Linked DNA regions of Homo sapiens: region 1 is linked to region 2. A link is an interaction called in ENCODE POLR2A ChIA-PET data of the cell type or tissue named here. Cell type or tissue: MCF 10A. All regions are shown on one strand. Each heading gives the region's core, and the rest is flanking DNA. Links, peaks and the distances in the headings are about the cores only.

The links. Peaks named below come from ENCODE experiments on the same cell type or tissue, not always from the same donor. Only the 100,000 strongest peaks of a DNase experiment are listed, where the experiment ranks them.
Region 1: POLR2A ChIA-PET joins it to region 2 with 7 read pairs; 6 of 35 experiments call an interaction of 5 or more read pairs at or near these places.

Annotation. Positions count from the first base shown.
Region 1 is chr19:1,150,929-1,160,890 of GRCh38, reverse strand. It overlaps SBNO2 (strawberry notch homolog 2), which reads left to right. Exons shown (of 32, transcript NM_014963.3): 2 at 6,489-6,707. The coding sequence starts at 6,615. Among named protein-coding and RNA genes, the nearest start is that of SBNO2, 18 kb to the left of the region's middle. In MCF 10A, for the core only: no CTCF peak of the experiment used is centred there; DNase peaks (open chromatin) are centred at 5,290 and 5,650.
Region 2 is chr19:1,210,198-1,220,050 of GRCh38, reverse strand. It overlaps STK11 (serine/threonine kinase 11), which reads right to left. Exons shown (of 10, transcript NM_000455.5): 2 at 1,551-1,634; 3 at 638-727. Among named protein-coding and RNA genes, the nearest start is that of STK11, 9.3 kb to the right of the region's middle. RefSeq lists enhancers at 1,707-2,001, 5,878-6,067, 6,378-6,427, 8,282-9,068. In MCF 10A, for the core only: no CTCF peak of the experiment used is centred there; DNase peaks (open chromatin) are centred at 3,720, 4,440 and 4,830.

The sequences.
Region 1 (9,962 bases), core at 3,866-7,865, 62 kb after region 2:
CCCTGGCCACAGTCTAGTGAGTTACAGAGATTCATGTTACTATGAAAATGATTTCCATTCGGGCCGGGCCTGGTGGCTCACGCCTGTAATTCCAGCACTTTGGGAGGCCGAGGCGGGCGGATCACCTGAAATCGGCAGTTCGAGACCAGCCTGGGCAACATGGTGAAACCCCTTCTCTACTAAAATACGCAAATTATCCGGGCCGTGGTGGCGGGTGCCTGTCATCCCAGTTACTCCAGAAGCTGAGGCACAAAAATCACTGGAACCCAGGAGGCGAAGGCTGCAGTGAGCCGAGACCCCCAGTGGGTCCACAAAAATCACTGGAACCCAGGAGGCGAAGGCTGCAGGGACGAGACCCCCGGTGGCTCCAGCCAGCTGCCTCTGTTCTGTAGCCACCCTCTGTGCGTCCTCCCCCGGGTCTCCCCACTGCCCTTCGGGGGTGTCCACCAGGCACTCACTGCAGCCAGGCGGCCGCCATTGTAATACTGGGCCTCCTGTGAGGCCGCCCCGCAGACCCCCCGAGGCCTGGGCAGGGGTGTGGGAGTGGTTTCTTCATGGGCTCTTGGTGCATGAAGTTGGATGTACCCAGTGGGTGGGGGGCTGCCCATGAGGGCCTGGGGACCGTGAGCGGCTTGCTGGGCCCCAGCCGGGCTGCAGGGATGTGGGTGAGCGGCTGCTCTTCCTCTGCCAGGCCCAGCCCTTCCCGCTCCCTCAGCCTCGCTGCCGGGGCAGCTTCCCCCATCACAAACAGGTGCCAGGCGCAAGCTGCCCACCAGCACCCACAGCCAGAGGGCGGGTGCTGCCCCTGGGGTGGAACGTGTGAGAGGGTGGTGCGGGAATGTGGCCGCGTGGCGGGGCAGGCGGGGGCACCCGGAGGCTGATGGCTGCAGAGAGCAGCACTGGCGTGGGCAGGGGCAGCGCCGGACACTCTGGGGTCTCCCTCACCCACCTCCCTTCCCTGGCCCCCTCCTCTGCCACTGCCCAGCTCTGTGGGGGGCGAAGTCCTCTCAGGCAGGCACCTTGGCCCAGGAGTAGGGGAACCTCACGGATGTCTTGAATGTGTCCCCTCCTGTCCCCCCACTGTCCCCCCGCTGTTCCCCCACTGTCCCCCACTGCCCCCCGCTGTCCCCATCTCCCCGCTGTCTCCCTGTTGTCACCCCGTCCCTTGCTGTCCCCCCGCTGTCCCATCCGCCGCTGCCCCCCCACTATCCCCCACTGTTTCCCTACTGTCCCCCTGCTGTCCCCCCACCATCCCCCGCTGTCCCCCCACTGCCCCCCACTGTCCCCTGCTGTCCCTCCACTGTCCCCTGCTCTTCCCCCGCTGTCCCACTGTCCCCTGCTGTCCCCCCACTGTCCCCTGCTGTCCCCAACTGTCCCCTGCTGCCCCCTGTCCCCCCACTGTCCCCTGCTGTCCCCAACTGTCCCTTGCTACCCCCTCTTGCTACCCCCGTCCCCCCAAGGTCTCTCACTGGGCTGACCCTCCCTTGGCTCCAGCCCTTCAGGCCTCCCTTGCCCCGGGCTCCATGTTGAGGGACGAAGCGCTCTGTCTGCAGGGGTCAGGACCTGAGACGGCCTGCAGTGTCCTCCCCACCAGACGGTCCTGGCGGCCGAGTTGGGGCCTGCCCAGGTGCCTGAGCTTGCAGGGCTCTCTGCCCCATATTAGCTGAGCCTTGTGAAATCGCCAGCCCCCGCCCCCTGCACCCGGTCCTAGGATGCGAGTTGTGCGCCCGCCAGGTAGAGGGTGATTGCCCTGTCTTGAGCCCATCTGGAGGCCAGTGTGCGGTGGTCATAGCTGCAGGTGGGGTCACGGCTGTGGGGCGGCGGTTGCAGCCGCAGGTGGGGTCATGGCTGCAGGTGGGGTCATGGCTGCAGGTGGGGTCGCGGGTGCAGGTGGGGTCACGGCCGTGGGGCGGCGGTTGCAGCTGCAAGTGGGGTCACGGCTGCAGGTGGGGTCGCGGCTGCAGGTGGGGTCACGGCTGCAGGTGGGGTCGCGGCTGTGGGGCGGCGGTCACAGCTGCAGGAGGCCATCACGGCTGTGAGGTCACCGGAGGCCGCAAGTCCGCTCTGTCTTATGGCCGTGGCTCTGTGCGGGGTTCCCGGGACACCCGGGGGCCTGCTCCTTGCCATCTTCAGGTCCTGGGACGCAGGGAGCGCCTTGTGCCTGCCCGGAGAACCTCGGCTGAGGTAATGCGGCCTCCAGGGACTGTGCGGTGGCCTCTGCCGGGCTCCATCACCACGGTCGCGCCCGCTCGCCCGGGCCTCGCCGCCTCCTCCTCAGACCTCCATGTCCGCCTTTGCTGGCGCAGGCCTTGAGATGCTGCCGGGTGTGCCAGGAGACCAGAACCCGGGCCTGGGCGGAGCGCTCTGGGGTGTGCCGTGCGCCCTGGGTCCTCCCGTGGTCTCGGTTATGGCTCTGCGGCCAGTGTCTTCTCAGGGTCTCCGCTTTGCCGTCGCGAACGTGGGCACAGCGTGGCCTGAGCTGCTGAGTCTGGCTCTGGGGGTCACGTCAAGGCTCCACCTAGGGGCCTCCGTGTCCACATCCGAAAGTGCGGGGGTCACAACCCTGCTCGGCGAGAGGACGGCAGGAGAACCGGGCTCCGAGGACACAGCTCCCCATCTGCAGACGGCTCGGGTCTGAGGGCGGAGCGCGCGAAGGGGCTCCACACGACAGGTGCTCAGGGACCCCCAGGGGGAGGGTCCGCACAGTGGCCAGTTCTGAACATCAGGAGGCTGAGCTGTTGCTGCACAGCGTGGGGTGAGACCCTGGGGCGTCCAGCCAGGAAGACGGGGACTTCAGCAGGCTCAGAAGAAAGAGGCGGGAGGCGGCCGCAGTTACCCGGACTCAGGAGAGAGAGACGGGAGGCAGATGCAGTTACCCAGACTCAGGAGAGAGCTGGGAGGCGGACAGTTATCCGGACTCAGGAGAGAGCTGGGAGGCGGACAGTTATCCGGACTCAGGAGAGAGCTGGGAGGCGGACAGTTATCCGGACTCAGGAGAGAGAGCTGGGAGGCAGATGCAGTTACCCGGACTCAAGAGAGAGAGCTGGGAGGCGGACGCAGTTACCCGGACTCAGGAGAGAGCTGGGAGGCGGACACAGTTACCCGGTTCCTCGGATTCTCCCGGATCTTGGTCCTGTCTGAGGTTCTGCCTTCCCAGTGGTTGTCCTGTCTGGGCCACCAGCACCTTCATCGTTCTCTTTTACAACGACTCCCTTGAAGACCTGATTTCAGAAGGAAGCCACATCCCCTCTGGGTGTCAGCGTGCTGATAAAGCGCGGGCCCCCTCCCAAGGTGGGAACCGTGTGACCCCCGCCCCCCCAACCCCCACACCACGCATCCCTCCAGTCATGGGACTCGCGCCCAAAAATAAAACCAGGCAGGGGACACGCTCTGCTGCCCGCTGGACGTTTGGCTGGCCCGTGGCTCTGAGGCTCGGGGTGGGCCGTGTCACCGGGGCCGCGTGGGGAGAGGGTCTCCGGGGCCGCGTGGGGAGAGCGTCTCCGGGGCTGCGTGGCAGAGGGTCTCCGGGGCCGCGTGGGGAGAGCGTCTCCGGGGCTGCGTGGCAGAGGCTGCGTTGGGGTGTTCTCAGGCCCCAAGACCCCACCCAGTGTCCCACTAGGGTTTATCCTGGGGATTGGGGCAGCTGGATGCCCCAGAGACATGGCGTGGTCACAGCTGCTGCAAGAAACGGCGGCGGAGTCAATGGGGGAAGGGTCCGGAGGGCTCAGGACCATGGGGTGGGAGCCAGCCCTTGGGGGCGTGGGCCCTCGGACAGGACCGAGTCTGCAGGCAGGGCTAGGGGCTGGGGGCTGCGGGAGGGCCTGGGGATCGGGGCAGCAGGGGTTGTGAGATATGGCCGAGGACAGGGTGGGAGGCGATGGGGGGCTGGCAGTGGGCGGAAAGGCAGGGCTGTGGGTCCTGAGGGATTGCAGAGGGTGGGCGTTCTCAGGAGTGGCGGGTCCTGGGGGATTGCAGAGGGTGGGCGTTCTCAGGAGTGGGCACAGCCTGAAGTGTTGGGTTGTGGGGGGACTTGGAAATGGGCCCCGGGTGCAGGGTCGCCCCAGCCCGGCACCCACGCATCCCCTTCTGTCTCTGGATGGGCCCGTCCTGGACAGTGCATAGTAGTGGGATCACACACATCTGTGCCTGGCGTCTCTCACAGAGCGTGACGTCCTCAAGGTGCGTCTGCGCTGTGGCCTAGGTCGGCCTCGCTGCTGTTCATGGCTGTGTCGTGTTCTGGCACGTGGATGGGCCACGCCACATGCTGGTCCACTCGCCTATCCGTGGACACTGGGCTGCTTCCTCGGGTGGCTGTTGTGAGTGGTGCTGCTGTGGACGTGCATGGCCACGTTTCTGTGTGGTGTGGAATTGCTCGGTGGTGTGGTGACTCCAGCGTTAGCCTCTTGAGGAATCCCAGACTGCCAAGCAGCCGTGTGTGAGGATCCGCCTCCGCCTCCGCCTCCTGGTTTTGGGCCCTGACTCTTGGTTGGTTGTGCCTGGTGTCCGCATTGTTCTCCTGCCCCCATCCCCTCCCGGTCCAGGTCTCCACACCCTGCCAGGTCCCCAAGGCATGGACTCCAGGTCACATGCCATGTGTGAAGCCCTCCCCTTGAAGAACCCGGTCCCCTGAGCCTCCTGGGGTTGCCGCCTGGAAGGGGCGTCCACAGACGTGGGGGGCTCAGAGACCGTAGGGAGGGAGGAGCTGCCAGGAGCACCGTGCTGGCCTAGGGGACTCGGACACAGGCGAGCTCAGGGCCCCTGCTGCTGGAGGGGTCCCTCAGCTATGGTGTACCCCGAGGACGGTCATGGGGTCGCCCCAGAGCTGCCCAAGGTGCCCCCTCCCCAAGCTCCGTCCACCGTGGGGCCTGGGCCCTGCTGCCCATCAGCTCAGGACTGTGTGGCCTCAGAGCTGAGGAGCGCCCTGAGTGTGGAAAAGGTCAGCGTAGCTCTGGGGCTGTGGCTGCCGTGAGATGGAACCTGCAGCAGGAAGGGGTGCTGACAGGAGCTGAGGGGAGTCCCTGCAGGGGAGGGGCTGCTGAGCCCCAAGGCAGGGGGTGGGCCACCCCCTAGCACTGGTGGGCCCCTGGATGGGGACCCCGGTATCAGCAGCTGCCTTGGGCCCAGCAGAGCTGTTTGTGGCCACCAGCACACGGGGCCGGGGTCGGGGGGTCCCAGGCTCTACCCAGAGAACCTGTCTCCCAGAGGAACATACCGAGGCTTGGAGGAGCTTGGGTGTCTGAGGTTATTCAACTCAGAAGGTGGAGCCAGGCTTTGATCCTGCCTGACCCAGAATCTTTGACAAGGATTGGCCAAGACCCCAGATCCCAGCGGGCCTGTCCCTTCCCCTAAAGGGCCGTTCTGGCAAGGGTGTCGCAGGTCCCCGTGGGCAGCTGGAAGGGCTGCCAAGGGTCCCAGCTCTGGTGGCAGTGGGTTGTAGCGTCCTGACTGCAGGGAGCAGGCAGAGGCCGCGGACAGTTGGGACGGCCTGGCAGGGTGACCCCCACTGTGCCTGACCACCTCCATCTGGTCTCTGGGACAGGAGTCCCGACCCCCAGCCCCTGTTGCCCGGCCACTGTCTCTGGAGCGCCGGGCAGAGACGTGCCTCTCCCCCACGGGATTGCACAAGTGCCTGCGTGTGGCTGGACGGCAATTACTGGAAGTCCCGGAGATTTCTTCACTCCAGGGCTTGGCCGGGAGTGGCCGCCGCCTCCCCTTCCTGCCGCCCTCGGCAGTGAGCATGCTGGGCGGACGCCTGGAAAGCTTTCCCTGCCACCACGGGCCAGCCTGGGTCCCTGCACTCGCCAGGTAGGGCCTGGTGGGGGCTCAGCCTGGCGGGCGTCTGGCCGTGTGCCAGAGGCCGCGGGGCACGTGGGAGCTGTCCCTGGCGTCTGATGGTGTGGGGCTCGGCTCTGTAGCCCAGGAACGTTCTCAGTGGGGATGCTGGTGTGTGATTAGCCTGAAACGAGGTCTGGGTGCTCTTCCAGCTCTGCGTGGCCCCTGACCCCCCTCCTTGGGAGACCTCACTGTGGAGCCCCTGCTGCCTCTGAGGGACAGGGCTGGGTCCAGTGTCCCCTGGGCTCCCCTGGGTGCCGGGCCCGGGTTGGACTCTCCCTCCACAGTCTCACACCGGCTGCTGACAAAGCCAGATGTGGGGGAGTCAGCCTGCAGCTCCACTGCTCACAGTCTGGGTGCCTGGTCCTACGGCTGCCCTGTGACCTGGGCAGCCCTGTCGGGCCCACCTTAATCGTTGTAGTTGGGGCCGGGGAGGCCAGGAAAGGCGCTGTGGGCAGCACAAAGGAGTTGGGTGGCACTGCTGATGGCGGGTGGGGGTGAGTGGGGAGGGGAAGGAGCGCCTTTTGGTTCCGGCCCAGGAGGTAGCAGGAGCTGCAGCCCAGGCTGGGACCGGTCATGCCCGAGGGAGAGGCGGCCGGGGAGCACCACTCTCCACCACCGTTGGACTCTCAGGACGTCCCCGTCTCCCTCTGCAGATCATGATGCTGCCGCCACCGCCGCCACCACGGAGCGAGAAGCCCAGATAGACGCCCCGGCGGCCCCGGGTCCTGGAGTCCCGCCGCCTGCTGCCCGGCCGAGGACCCCACCCCGCCTGCCGCCCGATGCTTGCAGTGGGGCCCGCCATGGACAGGGATTACCCGCAGCATGAACCCCCGCCGGCGGGCAGCCTCCTGTACAGCCCGCCGCCCCTGCAGGTGAGCCCCACCCCCGGCCCCGGCCCACCCGACGGGGTCCACGGGCACTTGCCCCGCTCCGAGTGCCCGGGGTCACGTCGTGCGGAATGCTGCCCCAGTGGACGCGGCGTGATCTCCACCTGACCTTCCTGGCCCGGAGCCCGGCTCCACCCGCCCCCGTGGGCCCTGGAGAAGGGTCCCCATGGGGATGTGAATGGGAGGCTACTCATGGCCCCAGCTTTTCAAGAAGCACATTTGAGGAGATTCTCCCTGCTGCAGAGCTTCCAGTTCCTTCGCCGTCAGCTGTAGGGGGGGCTCAACTTTACTTGTAGGAACCTGTCAGTGAGGGAATTACTTAAAAAATATGTTTCTGGCCAAGTGGCTCGTGCTTGTAATCCCAGCACTTTGGGAGGTGGAGGTGGGCAGATCACCTGAGGTCCCGAGTTCAAGACCAGCCTGGCCAACATAGTGAAACCTCGCTTCTGCTAAAGATACCAAACTTAGCCAGGCGTGGTGGCGGACGCCTGTAATCCCAGCTACTCGGGAGGCTGAGGCAGGAGAATTGCTTAAATCTAGGAGGCAGAGGCTGCAGTGAGTGGAGACGGCGCCACTGAACTCTAGCCTGGGCGACAAGAGTGAGACTCCATCTCAAAAAAATGAAAAATAGGCCTGGCACGGTGGCTCACGCCTGTAATCCTAGCACTTTCAGAGGCCAAGGCGGGCAGATCACTTGAGGTCAGGAGTTTGAGACCAGCCTGGCCAACATGGTGAAACCCTGTCTCTACTAAAAATACAAAAAATTAGCCTGGCGTGGTGGCAGGTGTCTGTAATCCCAGCTACTTGGGAGGCTGAGGCAGGAGAATCGCTTGAACCTGGGAGGCAGAGGCTGCAGTGAGCAGAGATTGCACCACTGCACTCCAGCCTGGGTGACAGAGCGAAACTGTGGCTCAAAAAGAAAAAAAAAAATTTTTAAATTAAAAATATATAAACGTGTATATATATATTTATTTTTATTTTATTTCATTTTATTTTATTTTGTTTTGTTATTTTTAAAACACGGTTTCACTCTGTTGCCCAGGCTGGAAGTGCAGTGGTGCGATCTCGGCTCACTGCAGCCTCTGCCTCCTGGGCTAGTGATTCTCCTGCCTCAGCCTCCTGAGTAGCTGGGACCACAGGTACGCGCCACCATGCCCGGCAGATTTTTAAAATTTTCTCGTAGAGATGAGGTTTTGCCCCGTTGGACACGCTGGTCTCAAACTCCCGGGCTCAGTTGACCCGCCTGCCTTGACCTCCCAAAGTGCTGGGATTACAGGCGTGAGCCACCGCGCCCGGCCCTGCCTGGGGATTTACCTGGAGACAGAGGGGCTGCCCTCTCCTATCAAGCAGCAGGACCTGCTCCAGGACTCCAGGGTCTCCTGGGTACTCCCTAGCCCAACACCCAGGTTGGCCTGTGGGGCGAACATCACAGACACCCCTCGGCAGTCCATCCTCAGAGGGCTTTGGGCAGCTTCCTGCCATGTTCTGACCGTCCAGAGGGGGCTCTGAGCTGGGGCCAGGGTACCCCTCTCGTAGCAGGGTCCCTGTTGCGGCCCAGACCCCTCCTGTCCCCCTCCCTAGTTCCTGAGTCCCTTGGGGTTGAGGCTGGATCCTCACAGCTGCCCCGGTGGAGCTCGAGTACCGGCCGTCGGTCAGCCTCCTGGGCCACCATAAAGGGGACTGGCCAAGCCACATCCCCACCGGAACAGCTCCATCCCCCGAAACCCGCCAGGAGCTTGTTCCGATCCAAGAATTCTATCTCGGAAACACACCCTGGGGACTAATCCAGGAGGGAGGGGAAGACAGAGCGGCACTATTTATAGTGGCAGGAAACTGGAATCTCCCCAGAGGCTCTACGGTGGGGAAATAATTAAGCGAATTATGGGATGTGGAGACAGAGGAGCCATCTTCAAGGATCCGAGCGGGAGCAGGAAGGTGTTAGCAGTGACAGTCGGGGAATGCGACAGGGCTGGAACCCGGCGGGGGCACTGGACACCAGCCACAGGGCTCAGGCCGGGGCGCACCCGTGCGCGTAACCGGCTTTGCTCCCCATCCCGTGTGTGAGGCTCATCCCACCCTCCCTGTTCCGGGTTCCGTCACATTCGGGTACGTCATGGACACCTCTGGGCAGGGTCGACTGAGTTCGCACACGCACAGCCCAGCCTCTTCCAGTGCCCAGAGTATTCAATTAGAAATAAAAATACACCGGCCAGCACAATGGTTCACGCCTGAAATCCCAGCACTCTGGGAGGCCGAGGTGGGCACATTGCTTGGGGTCAGGAGTTCGAGACCGGCCTGGCCAACATGATGAAATCCCATCTCTACTAAAAATACAAAAGTTAGCTGGGCGTGGTGGCGGGCGCCTGTAATCCCAGCTACGCATGAGGCTGAGACAGGAGAATCGCTTGAACTCGGGAGGTGGAGGTTGCAGTGAGCCACGATCGTGCCACTGCACTTCAGCCTGGGTGACAGAGTGAGACTCCGTCTCAAAATAAGGAAAGGAAAGAAAATCACCAGGCAGGCTCTGATTGTCTGGGCAGGGTCAGGTGCCCATCTCTGGACCAATTATGTGCTAGGACCTGCCATCTAAAGGTGAAGCCACACCCTCTGGCTGCCAGAGAAGGTCCCAGGGAAGACTCTGATTGGCCTGCCATGCCCATGGCACCCCTGTGGGGTGGGACTCGGGTGTGTGTGGATGGCAGGTCTCAGAGGAGCCATGGGCTGTGGGAGGGAGGAGACTAGGGGGATAGAGGCAGTCAGGACTTTCCCCCCGTCCCATCCCCTAGCCTGGCCTGGGTACAGGTGGAGCATGTTGGGTGAGCCAGGGACCCCTGGATCCTCCCGCCCTGCGACCCCAAGCCCCCCGCCCCCTTCCTGCAGCTGCAGTTCCCTGGCCGTGGCCCTGCCCAGCCTGGCCCAAGGCGCCGTGTGTGCCTGAGACGGACTCCAGCTCATCTGAGGAGGCTGGGTTGGTCTGGAGTCAGAGTTCTGTTCCAGAATGTTCCGGATGTGCCACATGGCCTTGGGAAGTTCCTGTTTCTCTCCAGGGCTGGCTTTCTCTCTTCCCAAAAGGGCAGGAGGAGGGGAAGGATCAGGAGACCCGGGCTCTGGAGCCCCTGTGGCTGGTGGCCCGGCTTCCTGCAAGCCACTTGCACGGGGTCTTCTCACGGGTGCAGGAGCTCAGGGTGCCCAGGCTGCCGGCCTCTGTGCAGGGGAGGAGCTGTGGGCTTTTGCTGATAA
Region 2 (9,853 bases), core at 1,317-5,316:
CAAGGGGCCCTGACTCTGAGGCCACAGACCTGCATCCAGGAGATCTGGTCAGGGCAGGCGGCTGCCAGCGATGGGCTGGAAGCAGGCCACTGGCCTCAGGCAGCAGGCCCAGCAAAGATGGAGGCGGGAGGTTGGCAGCAGCCCTGCCTGTGGATGCCACACATGGGGGACCCCAAAACTGTTTTTAAAAACTTGGGCCTTTACAAGGCCGGGCGTGGTAGCTCATGCCTGTAATCCCAGCACTTTGGGAGGCTGAGGCAGGCGGATCACGAGGTCAGGAGTTTGAGACCATCCTGGCTAACACGGTGAAACCCCGTCTCTACTAAAAATACAAAAAATTAGCCGGGCGTGGTGGCGGGCGCCTGTAATCCCAGCTACTCGGGAAGCTGAGGCAGAAGAATGGCGTGAACCTCGGAGGCGGAGCTTGCAGTGAGCCGAGATCGCACCATTGCACTCCAGCCTGGGCGACAGAGTGAGACTCCATCTCGAAAAAAAACACAAAAAAACAAAAAAACAAAAAAACTTGGGCCTTCATGTCAATGAATATCAGGACAAGCAGTGTGGCCTCACGGAAAGGAGCCTGCCCTGCCTGGCCCCCGGCCCCCGCCCCACCCTGGCCCCTGCCCCGCGCACGCACCCGTGGGCCTGGCACACTGGGAAACGCTTCTCCGGCACGCTGTCCAGCATTTCCTGCATGCCACACACGCAGTACTCCATCACCATATACGTGGGGCGCTAAGGACACACAGCTCAGGGGGCGGCCCCACTCACAGGCCCAGGGAGCACGGGGGCCAGAAAAGGGGCTCTGGAGGGACCCTCTGCACCCACCTTGCCCCTCCTCGGGACCAGGGCCCACCCTGCCCTCAGCCACCCCTCTGAAAAGGCCCAGGGGCCCCAGCGTCCCAGGAGGAAGGAGCCTACGGGGAAGGGGAGGACAGGGCTGACTCTTGGGGCAGCGTTCCTGCGGGGCTCACGTCCCCCACCCTGCCCATGGGCGGGGGATGGTGCCTCCTGGACGCCCCCCCAAGCAGGCTCGGGCCCATGCAGGACGGTCCCAGGGCCCCTGACCGCGTGGCTCAGGGAACACAGCCCCAGCCTCAGGACCACTTCTGGCTCTTGCTCTGGGCACAGGGCCTTAGGAAGCAAAGTCCCCGTAGGGAGGCTGTGCCCGTAAGACCCATGGGGGTGTCCACAGATGACACGAGGACACGCCCAGCCACGACCAAAATGGCCCACAACGGTCAGCCCGCGTGGCCTGTCTCAGGCAGACCGTGGCTACACCCCTGGTTAGCCTGGGAGGAGACTCTGAGAAAAAAGGGACTTGACACCCCACGGGCCCAAGACACAGGGGCCAGGGCTCAGGGCCCCTTTCAGCAAGCTGCGCAGCCATTGCCACAATGGCTGACTTCCGGGGAACCAGGGAAGGCCACGGCCCTCGTGTGCCAGTCTCCTTCAAGGAGACGGGAAGAGGAGCAGGCCTCGAGGCAGGCGGACCCAGGGCCCCAGCCCCTCCCACGGAGGCCCCGCGGTCCCAACACCGGAAAGGATATATTTTCTGCTTCTCTTCGTTGTATAACACATCCACCAGCTGGATGACATTTTTGTGCCGTAACCTCCTCAGTAGTTGAATTTCCCTGGGACAGAGAGGACAGGGGTGTATCAGCCGACCCAACGTCAGGATGATGGCCTGGATCCCTGGAGTCGGCCTCCCCATCTCCCTGTGGAAGTGGCGTACCTCCTCCCTTCCCTAGAGAGAAGCTGTGAGTTCACAGTGCTGTGGGAAAGGGCCCTGCAGGGGCCACGCGTCCAGGCTCAGGGCGGTAGGGGGTGGGAGCACAGCGCCCTCTAGTCTGTCATCGGCCGGCGAGGGCTTTGGAGGACACAGTTAGGACACTTTTTTTTTTTTCTGAGACAGAGTCTTGCTCTGTCCCTAGGCTGGAGCACGGTGGCCCGATCTCAGCTCACTGCAACCTCTGCCTCCCAGGTTCAAGTGATTTCCCTGCCTCAGCCTCCCGAGTAGCTGGGACTACAGGCACGTGTCACCACAGCCGGCTAATTTTTTTGTATTTTAGTACAGACAGGGTTTCACCATGTTGGCCAGGATGGTCTCGATCTCCTGACCTTGTGATCCGCCCGCCTCGGCCTCCCAAAGGACACTCTTAATTGAGCTTTGTAACTCAGTAACAGTTTTGCTTCCTAGAAACCAGACTACTGCAATGGTAGCACAGATGGAGCCCAGACTGTGGCAGGAGCCAGGGTGAGTTGGAGCCCTGGTGATGGCTCCGTCACACAGTACAGTCCCACGCAGCCAAGGGCTCCCAACTCCGAGGGTCCCACTCCTTGGAGGGTGGGCCGCAGGTGAGCTGGAAGGATGGCCCATAGGAAGGGGCAGGCGAAGAAGGAGACGCCACAGAAAGAGACATTGTGGGGTCCTGCCACACCCACCCGCCTGTCACTGCCCCCTCTGCAGCTGCCGCCCAGTTGGCCACGCCCACCTGCCTGTCACAAGGGTGGGGCACAACAGGCCAGAGAGCACAGCCCCCTCTGCAGCTGCCGCCCTGTCGCAGACACTTCATTTCTCCCAGCACTATAGGAGGCCGAGGCGGGTGGATCACCTGAGCTCAGGAGTTCGAGACCAGCCTGAGCAACACGGCGAAACCCTGTCTCTACTAAAAATACAAAAATTAGCCAGGTGTGGAGGTACGTGCCTCAAGTCCTAGCTACTCGGGAGGCTCAGGTGGGAGGATCACTTGAGCCTGTAGTTACCTGTGATCGTGCTACTGCACTCCAGCCTGGACAACAGAATAAGACCCTGTCTCATAAAAGAAAAAATTAAACAAAAACAAAAATGACGAGGAGCAAGGTCCTCACACCCAGTGGGTGGGCGTGGAAGCGTCTGCAGCTTCTCCAAAGGTCTGTTACCCTGTGAGCCAGCAGCTCCACTCCCAGGTACACACCCTGAGGAACAGTACACGCCACGCAGAAACGGAGCACGAGATGCTCACAGCAGCAGGACGCACAGCAGCCGAGATGTGGAACCACCCAGGGGCCCTTCCACAGACGAGGATCAGCACAGCCCATCCACGCACTCAACAAGACTCAGCCACAAAAACCAGTGAGGCTCTGACTCGAGCCACAGCCTAGCTGCACCTTGAGGATGTCACAGTGAGACACTAAAGGACACACAGTGTGTGATGCACTTTTTTTTTTTTTTTTGAGACAGGGTTTCCCTGTCGCCCAGGCTGGAGTGCACCTCCCAGGCTCAAGCGATCCTCCCATCTCAGCCCCGCAAGTAGCTGGGACTACAGACGTGTGCTACCATGCCCAGCTAATTTTTGTATTTTAGTAGAGACAGTTTCACCGTGCTGCCCAGGCTGGTCTCGTTTGAACTACTAGGCTCAAGTCATCTGCCCACCTCGGCCTCGGAAAACGCTGGGATGACAGGATCCCATTTCTTGTTTTTTTTTTTTTGGAGACGGAGTCTCACTCTGTCGCCAGGCCAGAGTGCAATGGCATGATCTCAGCTCACTGCAACCTCTGCCTCCCGGGTTCAAGCGATTTCTCCTGACTCAGCCCCTGAGTCGCTGGGACTACAGGTGCCCGCAACCACGCCCAGCTAATTTTTGTATTTTTAGTAGAGATGGGGTTTCACCATGTTGGCCAGGATGGTCTGGATCTCTTGCTCTCGTGAGTCACCGCGCCCGGCCGACAGGATCCCATTTCTATGCAATATCCAGGACAAGCCAATCCAGAGCCAGGAAGTGGATTCAGAGTGGCCAGGAGCTGGTGGAGGGGATGGAGAGTGACACAATGGGAATGGGGCTTGCTTTTGGGGTGACCGAACGTTCTGGAATTAGAAGTAGTGGTTGCACAGCCGTGTGAATGTACTTAATGCCACTGAATTGTACACTGTGAACGAATGAGTTGTACAGTATGTAAATTCCATCTCCATAGTTTTTTTTTTCTTTTTTAATTCTTAACAGGAAGCCCAAGCATGGAGCATAAAAAACAGCTGGGGGGCCAGGCGCGGTGACTCACGCCTGTAATCCCGACACTATGGGAGGCCGAGGTGGATCACCTGAGGTCAGGAGTTCGAAACCAGCCTGGCCAACATGGTGAAACCTTGTCTCTACTAAAAATACAAAAATTAGCCGGGCGTGGTGATGGGCGCCTGTAATCCCAGCTACTCAGGAGGCTGAGGCAGGAGAATCGCTTGAACCTGGGAGGCGGAGGTTGCAGAGAGTCGAGATCTCACCACTGCACTCCAGCCTGGGTGACAGAGCAAGACTCCATCTCAAAAAAAAAACTTGGGGTGTCAGGGGTATCCCACGACCCAGCCTTCCCCACCCCCAGCTCAGGGCTGCCTCTTGCAGGAAGCCTTGGCTCACCTTTCCCTCCCAGTGCACCAGTCCCAGGGCTCATTGCTCACTGCCCTCAGGGCAACCTCAGAAGGCCAAGGCCTGAGCTCTGCCAGGGCTGCAGGCTGTGCTGGGGCTGGGCCTGGACAAGGGGCCGCCAGTCTGGGGAGGGGCTAGGAGAGCAGGATGAAGGGAAAGCAAGGTGTGATGGGGACGGGGCACAGAGGGACACAGTCCCCCAGAAGCGGAGCCAGTGAGCAACTGGTTCCGGCCCCTGGCTGTGCCCGGTGCCCTGTCGGGCTGCCCAGCCCTGAAAGCGTCCCCCACTTCCACTGGTCACCGCAGGCCTGGTCTGCTCGCTGAGAAGCCCTGTGTTTCCGTTCTCTCTGGGCTATGTGGTGGTGGCACCAATTCCCAGCAGGGCCCGGCAAGGTTATTTATAGAACTGGCCAGGGCCTGTGTCCACAGCCTGGCAGGCACCCAGGGCATTGAGGGGGACGCTGAGGGTGAGGCTGGGCTCGGCAAAGGCCCCGGGGCCCAGCGCCTTCCTGCCTGCCAGGCTGCTCAGGAGAGCTCGGGGTGGGCCCGAGAGGCCCGGCTCAGCCCCAGATCCCCTTGTTCCCCAGGGCTCTGTGTGCCCCTAACCTCCCCCGCTGATGAAGGTCACAGGCCATTCCTGGGAGGCAAGACTTGCCTTCTATTCAGAGGAGATGCGGTGGCCGGGGGGCGGGGAAGGTGCTGTTTTCAGACAGCAGAGGCCAGATGCTCGGACGCACAGGCCCCAAGAGCCTGATGCTCCACCAGGAGGCGAAAGCACCCCCTCCCTCAGCAGGAGCCGGCTACCGGCAGGGAAGGTGGCCCAGGACACTATTCCAGCCTCCTCAGTGGAGCTGAGGGAGCCACGGGCCTTCAGGTCCAGCACCGCTCTGGCCCACCTCCTGCTGCCTGTGCAGGGACCACCCCACACCCACCCAGGCTCCAGCACAGTCCTAACCCTGAGGAGGGGCAGTGAGGCCAGGAGCTCAACCTGCATGCAGCCTCAGAGCCTCGTGGGGGCCGCTCGGGAGGCTGCACGGCCCTAAAAGCAAATGAGGGTGGAGGACTCCCTCCTGGAAACCTCCCTGCGCCGGCCACCACCTGCCGACACCATGTCTCCTCCATGAGCCATCATTCTACAGATGGGGAAACGGGCACAGGAGGACTCGCCCTCACCGAAGGCGCCCTGCCCTGCCTCCACCTCAACGGGGACACTTCACAGCAGCAGGACACACAGCAGCTGAAACGTGGAAGAGCCCAGGCACTCCTGAGCAGGTCAGCATAGACCAAGGGACACTGGGTTGTCTGTTTAATTAAAAGGGACCAAGGCATTCTGCGCAGGCACGTGCGTCCCCCGATTTATGCCAGGGGAGGAGTGGGGGTGGAGCCACCCCCGCCTGGTGGCAGTCACCTCCGGGATGATGGGTGCACATCAGCTTCTCTAGATCGCCAGGCTTCCTCTGACGTCTCCAGCCAGAAAAAGAGCAGAAGAGGAGGCCCAGCGAAACCTAAGAGCTTGGCGAGGAACAGGAAGAGCCTCCAGGAGGGGGAAGCCCGGCTCTTGGGGCATCGCCAGCCGCTCCGAGGTGCCACGTTAGGGGCCTACTGGGCTTGCCCAGGCAGCATGGACTGTTTAGCTGACTTGTTGATTAGCAGGACAGGAAATAGGAAGGAGAGTCATAAACGCCACTCAAGCTCACAGAGAGGTGGGGCTAGGAGCCTCCGTCTGCCTAGAAACAGATCATACAGGGAAGAGATGGGCCTGGCCCTCGCCCCGGCCTCCCACGGCTCAGAGCAGGACTGGGAGGCACATGGAGACCCAGGAACACCCAGCTCCAGACCCGCGTGCCCTGGTCCCTGAATCCCTCCTGATGTGGCTGAAACAAGGCCCTCAAGGATTCTAGAGGGACGCCGGCTGAGCACACGTGCACCAAAGCAGCCACAATTCACAGGCAGAGGCGGGAGCAGCCCAAGTGTCCAGCCACAGATGAGCAGTCAAACGCAGCGTGGCCCTCCACACACTGGAAAGTGACGCAGCCGTGAACAGCAGAGAGGTTCGGACCCAGGCCACGGCGCGGATGCCCCTTGAGGACAGCACACTCCGTGAGACAAGCCGGACGCAAAAGGCCACGCGGTGTGTGACACCACTCGTGTGAAATGTTCAGGACAGGCCAATCCAGAGGCAGGAAGGGAATGCGTGGGTGCCGGGACTGGGGAGGGAATGGGGAGTGATGGCTGACAGAGACGGGGTTTCCTTCTGGGGTAACAAGAATGTTCTGGAAGCTGATAGAGGTGATAGTTGTGCAACTCTGTCAATGTACTATATGCCACTGAATTACACACTTTAAAAAGGTGAACTTTGCCGGGTGCGGTGGCTCACACCTGTAACCCCAGCACTTTGGGAGGCCGAGGCAGGCAGATCACGAGGTCAGGAGATCGAGACCATCCTGGCTAACACAGTGAAACCCCATCTCTACTAAAAATACAAAAAAATTAGCCGGGCATGGTGGCAGGCGCCTGTAGTCCCAGCTATTCGGGAGGCTGAGGCAGGAGAATGGTGTGAACCCGGGAGGCAGAGCTTGCAGTGAGCCAAGATCACGCCACTGCACTCCAGCCTGGGTGACAGAGCGAGACTCCATCTCAAAAAAAAAAAAAAAAAAAAAAAAGGTGAACTTTAGGCCCAGTACTATGGCTTACACCTGTAATCCCAGCACTTTGGGAGGCCAGAGAGGATTACTTAAGGTCAGGGGTTCAAGACCAGCCTGGGCAACACAGCAAGCCCTTGTCTCTATAAAATAAAAAATAAAAAGGTGGGCCGGGCACAGTGACTCAAGCCTGTAATCCCAGGACTTTGGGAGGCCGAGGCGGGCGGATCACAAGGTCAGGAGATCGAGACCATACTGGCTAACACGGTGAAACCCCGTCTCTACTAAAAATACAAAAACAAAATTAGCCAGGCTTGGTGGCAGGCACCTGTAGTTCCAGCTTACTTGGGAGGCTGAAGCGGAGCTTGCAGTGAGCCAAGATCGTGCCACAGCACTCCAGCCTGGGGGACAGAGCGAGACTCCGTCTCAAAAATAAATAAATAAGTAAATAAAGGTGAACGTGGCGAAGCAGTGGCTCATACCTGTAATCCCAGCACTCTGGGAGGCCCAGGCAGGCGGATAGCTTGAGTCTAGGAGTTTGAGACCAGCCTGGACAACATGGCGAAACCCCATCTCTACAAAAAACTAGTCGGGTGTGGTGGTGCACATCTGCAGTCCCAGCTACCTTGGGGGCAGGAGGGTCACCTGAGCCCAGAGCTATGATTGCGCCACTGCACTCCAGCCTCGGCGATACAGTGAGACCCTGTCTCCAAAAAAAAAAAAAAAAAAAAAAAAAAAGGTGTTAAGAAAATTGAGTCCAGTTTGAGCAATACGGTGGCGTTTGTGGGATATACGGGCCGTCCAGCCGCCTCACTGATTCCCCGACAGCTACAGCAGCGCCCCAGATCCTGAGAGAGGAACCAACATTCCAGGCCTGCCCCAGCTGGCTGGGCACCGGAAGCCCACTGTGTGCACAGCCCAGAACCCCCAGTGGACCCATTACCCCCGCTGTTCTGCGGCTGCCCAGCCCCTGAGCTCCCTCTGGGTCTCAGAGCTCTCCCTCCCGCTGCCCAGAGAGGGGCACAAACAGAGGCCTCGAGGACACCCAGGCCTCACATGGCTGGCGCAGGGGCCTCAGCAGATGCTGGAACCCCATAAAGGCCGCCTGGGATGTAAAGACCTACAAAGTCCAGGACTGACTCCCAGCTCGCGAAAATCCTCTTTACCATAGGTCCAAGCATCTGCCAATCATCGCCGCAACCAGGCACACTGAGTGCCGCCCACCTCCCACCTCCTGGCTGGACACCGCGGGGGCGGTGCGGATGGGAGAGCCACAGCCCGGATCTGGGCCCGTTTCCTACGGCAGCAGTGATTTTCACATTTCCAAACAGGTAGAAAGAAAAGATACGAAAGCACAGTGTTTTGCAACAGGTGGAAGTGACAGGAAAGGGCAGGGCCGTGGGACACCGCCAGGCTGTGCGCTCACGGCAGCCCTGGGTGCCTCTGCGGAGGCTCCACAAGGCGGGCAGACTCCCTGCCTTCGAGCCCACTCTCACTGGGGTGGAAAGGGGGAGGGAGGCATGGCGGCCTTCTGCCTGCACCCCCCCCCCCAGAACCCCACTGTGGGCTCCGCAGCAGCAGCTAGCCGTGCTGTCCCCCGAGAAGCACGGGGAGTCGGGCTGGGCACAGGCGACCCTTTCCAGCCCTTCCCTGCTCCACCCTAGGAACCCACTGCCTACCAGAAACAGCCTATGGCACTGATTTTATTTTAATTAATTGTTTTTTTGAGACACAATTTCGCTCTTCTCTCCTAGGCTTGCCCAGCCTGGAATGCAATGATGCGATCTCGGCTCACCGCAACCTCCGCCTCCCAGGTTCAAGCGATTCTCCTTGCTTCAGCTTCCCCAGTAGCTGGACTACAGGCGCGCGCCACCACGCCTGGCTAATTTTTGTATTTGTAGTAGAGACGGAGTTTCGCCATATTGGCCAGGCTGGTCTTGAACTCCTGACCTCAGATGAAGTAGCTGGGATTATTGGCATGTGCCACCACACCTGGCTAGTTTTTCTATTTTTAGTAGAGAGAGGGTTTCACCATGTTGGCCACGCTGGTCTCAAACTTCTGACCTTGTGATCAAACCGCCTCGGCCTCCCAAAGTGCTGGGATTACAGGCGTGAGCCACCACGCCCGGCCCCAGCCCTTTTTTTTTTCGAGACGGAGTTTCACTCTTGTTACCCAGGCTGGAGTGCAATGGCATGGTCTTGGCTCACCGCAACCTCTGCTTCCCGGGTTCAAGTGATTCTCCTGCCTCAGCCTCCAGAGTAGCTGGGATTACAGGCGTGCGCCACCACACTCAGCTAATTTTGTATTTTTAGTAGAGACAGGGTTTCACCATGTTGGTCAGGCTAACTCCCAACCTCGGGTGATCCACCCGCCTTGGCCTCCCAAAGTGCTGGGATTACAGGCATGACCGAACATGCCCAGCCCTCTTTTTAACTCATTGATGCTTTTTGGAACTTTCCTATTTCTAATAAGATTATACTTTTTGCCGGTGAGAGCGGGACAAGGCATGGACTCCAGGGCTGCCTTTCTGGGAAGGAAGGGAAGAGACGGGACTCACGCCGGCTCCATCTGCCCCAACCCACCCCCCTTGGTGATCGCCCACGCTTTCCACACCAACTGGAGGACCGGACGCCTGAGGCTTGTCTGGAAGGTTCCAGACACTCGCTGCGAGACACAATCTGAGCGGAGTTTATTAAACTTCCCACACACAAAGGAGGCTTTTTCCCTGCAGCGCTGGCAGCAAGGCTGGCCAAGGCCTTGGGCCTCAGGGCTGGGCAGTGGACACCCCTTCTCCTTGACAGCACTCTGCACAT